Regions from separate parts of the Homo sapiens genome. Here region 2 is linked to region 1. Evidence: chromatin contacts called from ENCODE Hi-C or POLR2A ChIA-PET data. All regions are on one chromosome and are shown on one strand. Each heading gives the region's core, a stretch centred on a gene start or an enhancer-like site at or near the end of the contact. The rest is flanking DNA. Distances are from core to core; before and after follow the strand shown.

The links. Hi-C counts contacts between places; a loop is a spot of excess contacts on that map. ChIA-PET counts read pairs that join two places held with the same protein, here RNA polymerase II (POLR2A). Pooled maps may share reads with other maps.
Region 2: a map of naive thymus-derived CD4-positive, alpha-beta T cell shows a loop between it and region 1 (18-fold over the local background). The contact joins the promoter of ARPC2 here to the promoter of ACSL3 in region 1. A Hi-C loop is called at or near these places in 1 of 168 maps with a recorded cell type or tissue (naive thymus-derived CD4-positive, alpha-beta T cell) and 6 of 50 pooled maps. POLR2A ChIA-PET finds 5 or more read pairs at or near these places in 1 of 52 experiments (activated naive CD4-positive, alpha-beta T cell).

Annotation. Positions count from the first base shown.
Region 1 is chr2:222,858,416-222,864,369 of GRCh38, reverse strand. ACSL3 (acyl-CoA synthetase long chain family member 3) reads right to left here and starts at 3,334. Exons shown (of 17, transcript NM_004457.5): 1 at 3,112-3,334. RefSeq lists silencers at 2,839-3,208, 3,279-3,608 and an enhancer at 3,325-3,619.
Region 2 is chr2:218,214,808-218,220,761 of GRCh38, reverse strand. ARPC2 (actin related protein 2/3 complex subunit 2) reads right to left here and starts at 3,573. Exons shown (of 11, transcript NM_152862.3): 1 at 3,508-3,573; 2 at 3,218-3,299. The coding sequence starts at 3,291. LOC101928487 (a long non-coding RNA gene) reads left to right here and starts at 3,576. Exons shown (of 2, transcript XR_923908.2): 1 at 3,576-3,734; 2 at 3,911-4,661. RefSeq lists a silencer at 3,390-3,439 and an enhancer at 2,961-3,564.

The sequences.
Region 1 (5,954 bases), core at 2,085-4,584:
TCTCACCCATACCCATGGTTTGAGCTCTTGCCTCTACATGGAGGTCTTCAAAACGGTAAATGGCCACCCCAATTCTCAGCACAAAACCAGTACCTCAATAAAGGCCTCAAAGGCAGCTCCAGCTGAACACTTCCAAAACTAAAGTCATGCCCTTCCCATATCCAGAACCTAGTTCTCTACCAGTTAAGCCCCAGCTCAGTGAATAGCACACATACCTCTTTAGTTGCATAGGTCTGAAACCTAGTAATCACTTAGCACCTCTTTCTCCCACTCCATTTACTATTTATCACCATATCCTGACAATTTTTTATCTCCATTTTCTCAGTATTTCTGTTTATCATATATGGCTCTTAAAAGGATCAGATGAGATATGCTAGCACTTTGAAAAAAAAAAACCTTAAATTTGAGTATTAGTATACATTAACTGAAATCTCTTTGAAAGCAGTAACTTTGGCAAGTTCATCTTTTTTATTTATGCCACATGGTACCCCTAGGACGGTGTTTTGCATGCAGATGGCCATTAAGTAAATATATTGCAATGTATTATTTGAATTGGCTTCATACATGTTCAACTGAGACATTTATATATTTTTAACAATCTATATTTCCCAATCCAGCCATCAAAAAATGATCTCCTAAGATGATGAGACTTTTAAGTTAAATGACCCTGTGAAGCGTATGCTACAATGGATACTTTTGAGTCATTATGATGCTCGTTGTTTTAAAAGCCTATCACCCTTGGCCTAGCTTTCCTAAAAAAAATCTAAATCCAATATTCAAGCCCAAATCTCACATAAAAGAGTCTTACTCCCCCTTACAGTTCATTTTGAGTGGGAGAAAGTATTAGAGGACTATTTAAGCTTTAAGTACCCTGAAGGCAGACAGAATGACAACTTGTAAAGTTGCCTATCTCATTTTCGTATCTTGCAATGAGAGCCGGGATGACATTCTGAGTATGAAATACACTGTGCAATGAAAAGAATTATTGTTGCTGACAACTTCCCAAACTCTTGCATTATGTACATAATTGCAGGCTCAGATTTCAAGACTGTCCTCTAGCAAAATCTCACCACATCAATTCAAAAAACAGCTCCCTAGACTAGATTTCCATCTACATCACAATCTTGCTCATAATCCTCATTCACACAATACTTTTCCTTCATCGTACCTATCAAACTTGCAACCACCTATCCGTTTGTATGACCATTTGCTTCTTGTCTATTTTTCCCTCTATTCACAGCTGTATTCCCAGCACCTAATAAGGTGCCTGACATATCACAAAAATTAAATGGCTCTAGGTGAGTCAATTAATCAAATGAGGAATGAAACAGTCACTTAACTGGAACCAAACAGCAGGGAAACACAAAAGCAAATGAAACAGACCTCGAGGCTTTAAGATCTGATTCTCACCCCAAACCAGACAGAGGATGATTTTCCCCTTATAATTTGTGCGTTCTTCATTTCTCCCATTCTTCCTTTCTTCCTTCAAGGAGAACATTTTAGACCCTCAGAATATTTAAGCTTTAAGTCACTGAGTCTAAAGCCTTACAAATTCAGTAACTGAGATCCAAAGATACGAGGTGACTTGTCACCTTGACCCTTAGGTCCAATGGACCACTCTGCCCCACACCCAATGTCATCCTACAAAACCAATATTTTTATACAAAAGAGAAACCAGGAAAAGTCTAGAGAGAAAACGCATGCGACAATTAGAAGGCTTACTCATCCCCAAGTGTGAGGAACTGCCCAGAAAAATGCCAGAAAACAAAATCAAGTCTGTGCAAAAGATTCCCATGTCACACCACCTGTCCCCTATAATACCCTTCTAATACACTTTCAGGAGCAACTCATCAGCACCCTTAACTCTCAGAACTAATTTGGGGAAACAAAATAGGTTGATAAACATGAAAGAAGGTATCATCAAACTACAACTCTCCTGGCCACCCAGACTAAAATCCACTGTGGAAACTATTCAGCCAGCCACCAAGGAGAGGCAGCAAAATATAGTGCTTAGATTTCAGAGCTCTGGATTTACACAGGCCTGTCTGAATCCCAGCTTCTTACTAGCTGAGATCTGAGGCAAGCTAAGTCGTCCAATCTGCAGTTTCTCCCGCTGTAAAATGGGAATAACCCCCACCCCAGAGGACTGTTAACAGTGTGAAGACACTGTACATAAAGCTCTCCAAACAGTGCGTGGCATGTAATAAAAGCTCAATAAATGTCAGCTATTTGTCATTCTTTTCAGCTATAATTTCGTTCACAAAGCCTACTGCCTTTCTAGCTTCCATATAATTTTAAAGACATTCCTCCAGCCTTTTCATTTTCGAGGGATCTTTTATACAGCAGCTTAGAGCACACTTTCTAGTATCAGACTTCCTGCGAAAACCATTTGAAAACCTGTGCCTCGGGCTCCTCATCTGTGAAACGAGCCTGATAACACCTACCCCACAGGACTGCTGGTAGTAAGCAGTCCCCGAGTTACCCAACCTATCAACAGTATATGATTAAAACGCACTTGGGGAAAAGCAAAGCTGCAACTCTCAAACCCCAAACGACAGTCTTAATCCCAGTCCCACCACCACGATAGTGCCCAGAACCAATCACCAAGGTCGACCCACCTCACGCACCTAGTTTCTTCTCACCCCACGCAGCAACAGCCCCTCCCGCCCCGCCAAACAAGGGTTTTCCGAAATCGCAGGGCTGAGTCTCCTTCCACGGACACCGCACTGCTGGGGCCGCGGCAGAGCCCTCTTAATTCAAGGGGGTGGCCTCCCCACCCCGCCCCACAGCGCCGGGAGGCACGCAGTGCATCCTCCCTGCCTGGTCAGCGCCGCCCCACGCCGTTCGCGCTGCAGCTCCCGGCTCGCGTGGGCTCAGGGCCGAGGCCCCACGTCAGCCGCTTCCCGGACCCCAGCGGGCCGCCTCCCACCCTGCTCGCCGCTGCTCCTGGTGCCGCGGGCCGCCCGCGCGCACACCCAGCGGTCAGGTGCGGCGCCGACGACAGGGTCCCAGGCCCCGAGGCTGGGGAGCCCCTCGGGCCCAGCCGAACCGCACGCGGAGGCCGCGCCGCCAACCGGCTCCCGCCGCTCCCACAACCGGCGCCGCACTCACCGCTACGCCGGAGTCCGGGTTCCTCCGGCCTCGGGCCCGCGCAGGCCTGGCTGAGCCCCAGAGCGTTCACGCCCCGCGCCGCCGCCCGGGGATCCTGGCGCAGCTGTCGGGGCCGCAATGCGAGGGGACGAACGTATGCGACCCCGTCCAACGCCTCCTCGTCCCGGCCCCGGCCGCGTAGACAACTGCAGTGTCGCAGCCCGGCGCAGCCACAGCAGCGTCTGTTGAGCGGAACCGCCTGGGACGCTCACCCCCGGCCGGCACTCGTTGCCTATGCAGAGAGGCTGCCACCCATTGGCCCGCGAGCGGTGGCGCGTGCGGGGCTGGGCCTATCGAATTCGGGCCGGGGAGCGCGGCGCTGGCGGCCCGGGGCGGGGCGAGGTTACTACGGGTCATTCCGCGGAGCCGCCGCGGACCGGACCTGGCTGCAGTCTGCGCGGGGCGGGGGCGGGAACGGGGTCGACCAGGAGGGACGGACCGCGGGTGGGGGAGGGGAGCGGGGATCTGCGGCAGCGACGTGGGAGGAGCGGCTAGCCCAATAGGGTCTGCAGGAGCTCCGTCCCTCCAGGAAAAAACACCCCTCCACCAAAAAAAAAAAAAAAAAAATTACAGTCGCACAATTATTGCTGTAATGTATAAATTTCAATATAAATTATGAAATAGTATGCATATTCTTTTTCGTTTTTAACTGGATTAGTTATCCCGTTCTTGCAGAAATTGCTGTCAAATCCTGCCAAATAAAATGGCTTTTGGAACTGCCTGGGGCAAGAAGAGCCTCAAAAACTCAAAGCTTATCCATTATCATTTCTCTTGTTTTGGCCTCACTTGACCTAGCATATAACCCGTTTTCCTCTAAATGCACTCACCATGCAAATTTGCTATTTCTTTTCAAAAAATAAAGTTTACTCCAAATTATTGTTTTTGAACGTTCTTAGGAATCCACAGTGGTTCTGTATTTTAAGGAGTTTGCCATTGTTTCTCGTTTTAGACACTAAACAAGGATAAGAAAGAAAGCATCCAGTGCAGGTAGTAGAACTACATGTACTGTAAGAGAGAAGATTTTCACTCACCCAGTACTAGTAGGATTGGTCTCTTTTTTTAACCCAACATATTGTTTAGTTTGCCTGTGAACTTTTCCTTAAGTAGGTGAAAGGTTGCCTTCCTGAGCCAGCCTCAGGCTAAAGCAGGCCTCATTTCCCAAGAGAATCAAAATCAGGAAGCCGCCAGAACTTGAACTAGGTGGAGCGATGATGCACCAAGCAAAGAGAGCTCACTCACCGTGGGCCAAGGGCCAATCGAGAACCTAAAGGGATGGATACCTGACTCAGGCAAACTGTTCTCCCACTTCAAAATATGGCAGTTCAGTTGCTCATTAATCTGTTGAAATCTTATCAAAGGATACATCCTGAAGATAAATGGAATGCAGAATTTCTTATCTGAAAAGACATTCGCAGCTCTGCAGAGAGAAGCAGGCTTTAGAAGTAGTACTTCTAGAACCATGAAATCCTCTGGAAAATACTGGTTTTTTTCCGAGAGAAGAAAACTAATATTGCACCTTTTTATCTATCCATAAGCCTAAAACAGACTAGAAGAATTCCAACAATATCTTTCTTCATTATCTTTATATTATGGAATATATATTATGGATATGGACCTATATTTAAAAGAAAATGGTCCTGGGAATTAAAATTCTAAATTCTCATCTTGTTTGCTGTTTAACAAGCTAAGTAGAAATACATAGAGATACTTCAGAGACATTGTGGGTTTGGTTCCAGACCACTGACACTTAAAGGGAATATCAAAATTAAGTGAGTCACATGAATTGTTTGGTTTCCCAGTAAATATAAAAGTTATGTTCGCCGGGAGCGGTGGCTCACGCCTGTAATCCCAGCACTTTAGGAAGCCAAGGCAGGCGGATCACCTGAGGTCAGGAGTTCGAGACCAGCCTGACCAATATGATGAAACCCTGTCTCTACTAAAAATACAAAAATTAGCCAGGCGTGGTGGCATGCGCCTGTAATCCCAACTACTCGGGAGGCTGAGACAGGAGATCGCTTGAACCTGGGAGGCGAAGGTTGCAGTGAGCCGAGATCGTGCCATTGCACTCCAGCCTGGGCAACAAGAGTGAACTGCATCTCAAAAAAAAAAAAAAAGTTATGTTCATACTATAAAGCGTGCAATAGCATTATATTTAACAAAACAATGTACATATCTTAATTTAAAAATACTTTATTGCAAAAAAAATGCTGGCAATCACCTGAGTCTTCAGCAAGTTGTAATCTTTTTTGCTGGAGGAGGGTCTCACCTCAGGGTTGATGGCTGCTAACTGATCAAGGTGATGGTTGCTGAAGGTGGGGATGGCTGTAACAATTCCTTAAAATAGACAACAATGAAGTTTGCACCATAGGTTGACTCTTCCTTTCACAATTTCTCTGTAGCATGTAATGCTGCTTCATAGCATTTTGCCCACTGTTAAACTTCTTTCAGAATTGGAGTCAATTATCTCAAATCGCCGAGCGTGATGGCTCAAGCCTGTAATCCCAGCACTTTGGGAGGCCGAGGCAGGCAGATCACGAGGTCAGGAGTTCGAGACCAGCCTCGCCAACATAGTGAAACCCCATCTCTACTAAAACTACAAAAATTAGCTGGGCATAGTGGCACGCACCTGGAGTCCCAGCTACTCAGGAGGCTGAGGCAGAATCGCTTGAACCTGGGAGGCAGAGGTTGTAGTGAGCTGAGATCGCATCACTGCCCTCCAGCCTGGGCAACAGAGCGAGACTCCATCTCAAAAAAATAAAAAATAAAAAAATCCTCTCAAACCTTGCCACTGCTTTATCCACTAA
Region 2 (5,954 bases), core at 2,324-4,823, 4.6 Mb after region 1:
TCCAAATTAAAAGGTTATGATCAAATGTATTCTTAAACAGTTTAGATGACAACACTGCTTTACCCAAAAGAAAGCTGATACTTTTAGTAGGAGGCCACTGGTGAGAAGATCCAGCAGGATGATCTGAGAGGAATCATTAAAAAAAAAAAAAATCAACTTCAAATGGAAAATTAATGCAACTATATTCTGAAGTATATGCCACAGAACTATTTTTAAGACCATCTCATGCTTTCATTTTCAGAAGCTGGAACAGTGCTAATAGAACTTTGCAATAATGGAAATGTTCCATGTCTGTGCTAAATACAACAGCTACCAGCCACATGTGGCAAATGAGCACCAGAAATGTGGCTAGTGTGACCGAGGAACTCAATTTTATTTCAACTTAATTTTTACTTAAATTTAGCCAGCCACTTTGTATGGCTATCTTATTGGACATCACAGAGATGGAAGATGCACTCTGGAAAAGGCTGCTCCGAACTGTAATTTCCCCCATCGGTTTATTCTGAGAAGTGCAAAAAGTAGGGTGGAGCTGACCTCTCCTAGCAGGTTCCCACACCAGCAAAGCCTTTCAAATCTCCAGGGTTTCTCCTCCAAACTACTCCCTTTAATGTCTTTCTCTGATCTCCACCCCAACACCTTTCACCCCTTAGCACCTCCCTAACTTGGCTAATAGGCTCTCAGAGAGGCCCCTTTTTTTCTGTTGCTGCCTGGGCTGAGCACTGGTAGAATCCCATACATGTTTATGATAACCACACTAGGCAAACTCTGCTGTAAGTTCTGGAATAGGCATGCACCTTGCCTTACCTTACTGGAATGTCTGATAATTTACATTTGCTTCATTCGGGCTTCTACTGGGTGATACATCTGTAATCCCAGGAGAGCCCTGCCTACCAGGCACAATATCATGGTCTCTTTTTTTTTAAAGATTTTCAAAGTTTCAAATTTTCAGCAGAATGTTTTGAGCCTGCTTATTGAAAACCACATCTCAAAGGGGGAGATGGGCCAGAATAAAAGCCTAGATTTATACACACATACACCCGCACATGTGCACAAGCATACACACCAGTGCACCCCCTATACAGCTTCCCTACAATGCATATCTTTGTAAAAAATGTCCTGAGGAAAGGAGCAGTGCTGTAATCCCAGCACTTTGGGAGGCCGAGGCGGGCGGGTCACTTGAGGCCAGGAGTTTGAGACCAGCCTGGCCAACATGGTGAAACCCCATCTCTACTAAAAATACAAATATTAGCCAGGTGTGGTAGCACGTGCTTGTAATCCCAGCTACTTGGGAAGCCGAGACATGAGACTCACTTGAGCCTGGGAGGGCGAGGTTGCAGTGAGCAGAGATCGCGCCACTGCATTCCAGCCAGTGAGAGACTCTGTCTCGGAAAAAAAAAAAAAAGTCCTGGAAGTTCTAACTTATGTCTTCCAGACTTGAGGGCCTATTTAATCCCTCCGAAATGGTTAGCTTCTCTTTTTAAGAATAATTTTCTAAAAGAAAAAGAAAGAACTGAAGTTCCGAATAATGGGCCACATTTTGGAATCACAAGTCATTAATACACAAATAGATGAGAATGTACTCCTATGTTAAAAGACATGCCTCTACTTGAAAATACACAGCCATTTATCTTGTAGATCAGCTTATAACCGCCCAGGTCTCATTCTTTGCTAGTCTGGACCTGAGAATGCATTAAGATCAGTTATGAAAATGCAGAAGTTAATTCAACTTCCTCCTATGTGTTACACTGCTCAGAAAAAAGTATACAGCAATCACCCAAAATAAGACTCTGGGCTGATTCATTTGAATATTTAAAATGCAAAGAAACTGGTAAGAGAGGCTAAGACAAGAAAGAAGCAAGTCAGCCTCAAATATAACCAACTGCAGCCCCTGGCAGGAAACAGTACTGCTCACTACACGTATTACTTCAAGGAAAGTAGTGCTTTGTTTTACAGATAAAATCTGTGGCCTTATAAAGGAGACAGGACATACTATATATTCAATTTAAATGGCAGTTAATACTTTCTAATGCCTCCAAGCCACAAGTACATTATGACCACTTAAAAATTCCCCTCTACCAATCTTCTCCCATCTGTGGATCTGCAAGCACTTTCCTATTACTAGTTCCCAGTTCACCAGAAACGGTCTGCACTTATTAACTGTGAAACCCAGATGTGAAGCCCCATGCTCATACATAGGGAAATGAGGCAAAGGGACTGGCCACAGGCCACCAAAAATTAGAACCCAAAATCCTTAGCTCATGTTTTAAATATTATACTAGAAAAGCAAAGCAGCTTTGGAGGAGCAGATTGTCTTCTACTGATTCTTGTGTTTGGCAGAGAGGCTGCCTTGGAAAGATGCCCTAAGCCCATCTTTTAAAAAGTCCAATCGTAAAGACAGGTTATCTAAGAACTTTATAGATTCTGGAGTCTTTGAAGTGTGTAACTGGGCCAGGGCTACCACAGAAGAAATCACAGACCTAGGGTCTTGATGTAAGAATTTACAAGATAACCAGATAAAGGCTAGTGGGTGAGGAGAGAGCATTAGAACCTCAAAGGAGAGATAAGGAAGGGGTGTGGAGCGAGGGACAATTGGCTTTGCTTTAAAAATATGTAACAAAATGGCCCAGTGTCTCTCACAGAAGGGTTCGGGGAAGGGAAACCAGAGATCGCGTTTTTCCGGCTCTAAGACTGGGTCGGCTTTTAGTCTTCTCTTCTGCTCCTTTTAAAGGAGATGGGGGTGGGGAACGAGAATGCTGGTGGCGATGTGGGCCTGCATCTCCTTCCCTCCTCCAGTCCTGGGAATTCCTGAAAACTCCTTCCAACCCAATTCCAAACAGGCTCTCTCTGGGTTCAGAACAATGCCGGGGAATTTCACGCAGGGAAGGGGTCCCCTTCTCGCCCCAGAGGGCAGGGGGCTACTCCGGAGCGAGTTCCGGCTCCAGGGTCCCCCACGTCCCACAGGTCTCCTGCCCTTTGGCACGCACAGCCCTCACCACTCGCTGCTTCCGCATCCCTCCTCTGAGCCTCTCCCCACGCATCTCTGCCCCTCGCCCGGCCGCGCCCAATCGCCTCCCACGTCTACCCCGCTGGGGCAGCCCCTACACCCTGCCAGGCACCCCATTTCTCTCCTCCAGGTCTGGGGGACTGGACAACATTGGGGATTAGCTGGGGTCAACTCTGCTTCCCCCGCCACCCCCGGCCCCGGGCGCGCGCTCACCCGGCGGCCGCGTTCTCGAACTTGAGCGCGAGCGTCTCCTCGATGATGCGGTTGTTCACCTCCAGCAGGATCATGGCGGCGGCTGCCCCCAGGGGAAGGAGAAACAAGGGCCGGTGAGGGTGGGTAAGGGAGGCAAGGACGGAGGGAGCGGCCCTGCTGCCCCCTGAGTGGGGCTGGGTGGGGTAGGAGGTTAGGGGAGAAGGGGAGAGGGGCCGGGGTGGAGGGAAGGGTAAGACGAACGCGCTGGCCCACGCACGCAGACTGTGGAGACACCCACCCACCCAACCGACCTGGCCCCCGAAGCCTGAACCCGCCTGCCGAGCCGCCGCCGCCGCCGCCACTGCCGCTTCACCGACAAGCCCGGTCCCCGCCCAGCCCCCGGCTCTAGCCGGCCACTTCCGCTCTCACACCCACTTCCGCTCGCCGCCTGGACGCGCGGCCCCGCGGCGCCATTTCCGCTTCAACCACTCGTGAACGCGAGCGCAGGCGCGCCGGAGGAAACGGAGGCTGCGCTTGCGTATGTGTGATGCCGCCGCCCCACCGTCTACTTTCCCACCGACCCCGCTTACGTCTACCGCCTACCAGTGCGTCCCCCGCGGAGCTGTCATTCCCCGAGGCTTGCCTGACTGTTCAGCTTCTCTCTCCCGCTTGTCCCAGAGATCCAACTCCATTCTTCCGGTCTTGTCATTTCAGAAACCTCGCAAGAAGCTCGCCCTTGTCGTCTCCCAGCGGGCTTCTTAGCTCCCAGCTTGTTTGATGGGGGTGCCTCTTTTTCTTTCCAGGTATAGCTGTCCAGCGACACCATCATGCATTCATTTCTCCAACAAACATTTTCATGGGCTCTTGCTCTATACTGGGGATGTAGTGGTAAATGAAATGGACGAGGCCCTGCCCTCGTGGAACTTACAGTCTGGCAAAGGAAACAGACAATAAAATTCTCAGTTGTCTAAGGAGGCAGAGATGCATGGGGAGAGGATCAGAGTAGGGATGCGGAAGCAGCGAGTGGTCAGGAGTGTGCGTGCCAAAAGGCAGGAGACCTGTGGGACGTGGGGGCAGCTGGGGCCGGAACTTGCGCTGGAGGAACACCCCTTGCCTGCTGGGGCGAGAAGAGGACCCTTTCCTTGGGTGAAATTCCCCATATTGTTAAAAGGACAATTAAAGAAATGAAAGAGAGGTCACCTGGGTGAATAGGCAACTTAGATGGGCCTCCCTGTGTTCCTGTCATGCCTCCAATTCTGCGTCCAGGTGTCCGGAACACATTTTTTTCTGCCTTTGAAACCTTCCAGTACCTCTGGCAGAGATATACCATACCCTCCTTGTTACCTGCGTGCGGAATCTTAACTCATCGTTGTGCTACATCTGCACCTTCTGCCTTTGTGCCTTGTTTTGTGTTTTCCCTCCTCCGGGGAGAATATAATAAACTTAGCTGAGTCCGTTCTACATACAAGGAAATAATTTATTTTCTGCTATGTGTTTGGGGATGGGGATAAAAAAATGAACAAGAAACTAGCTCCTATCATTAAGGCACAGATAGCCCTTTGAAACATTACTTAACGGGCTATGGATAAGCTTCAGGATATTGCTGATCCCCTAAAATTATACGCTAACTTAAATTTTTTTTTTTTTGAGACAGAGTCTTGCACTCTTGCCCAGGCTGGAGTGCAATGGCATGATCTCGGCTCACTGCAACCTCTGCCTCCCCGGTTCAAGCGATTCTCCTGCCTCAGCCTCCCAAATAGCTGGGATTAAAGGTGCCTGCCACCATGCCCTTTTAATGTTTTGTATTTTTAGTAGAGACGGGGTTTCACTATGTTGGTCAGGCTGGTCTCGAACTCCTGACATCATGATCCTCCTGCCTCGACCTCCCAAAGTGCTGGGATTACAGGCGTGAGCCACCATGCCCGGCCTTTTTTTTTTTTTTTTTTTAATTTGAGATGGTGTCTCACTCTTGTCACCCAAGCTGGAGTGACGTTGCTATCTCTGCTCACTGCCCGCCTCCCGAGCTCAGGTGATCCTCCTGCCTCGGCCTGCCAAATAGCTGGGACTATAGACATGCACCACCAAGCTGGGCTAATTTCTGTATATTTTGTAGAGACGGGGTTTGGCCGTATTGGGCACGCTGGTCTCAAACTCCTGGGTTCAAGTGATCCACCTGCCTTAGCCTCCTAAAGTGCTGGGATTACAGGCGTGAGCCACCATGCCCGACCGATAAGCTAGCTTTGTAACATTAATGACTATTGAACTAAAATAATGTTTATAAATTGTTTAAAATATGTATGCTTATAATACTAAAAGGCTTGTAATGAAAAAAGCAGTTCCCTGTCCTACTCTTTGGAGGCAATATGCTCAACTCTTTCACAAATTCATCCTGATATTTACCTTCATAATCCCTTTCTTTCTTTCTTTCTTTCTTTCTTTCTTTCTTTCTTTCTTTCTTTCTCTCTCTGTCTTTTTCTTTCTTTCTTTCTTTCTGATAGGGTTTCACTTTGTTACTTAGGCTGGTGTGCAGTGGCACACTCTTGGCTCACTGAAGCCCCGATTTCCCTGGGCCCAAGCAATCCTCCGGCCTCAGACCCCAACTAGCTGGGACTACAGGTGGCCACCAATATGTCCAGCTAATTTTTGTATTTTTAGTAGAGACAGGGTTTCACCGTGTTGCTTCGGCTGGCCTCGAACCCCTGAACTCAAGCGATCCGCCTGCCTTAGCCTCCTAAAGTGCTAGGATTACAAGTGTGAG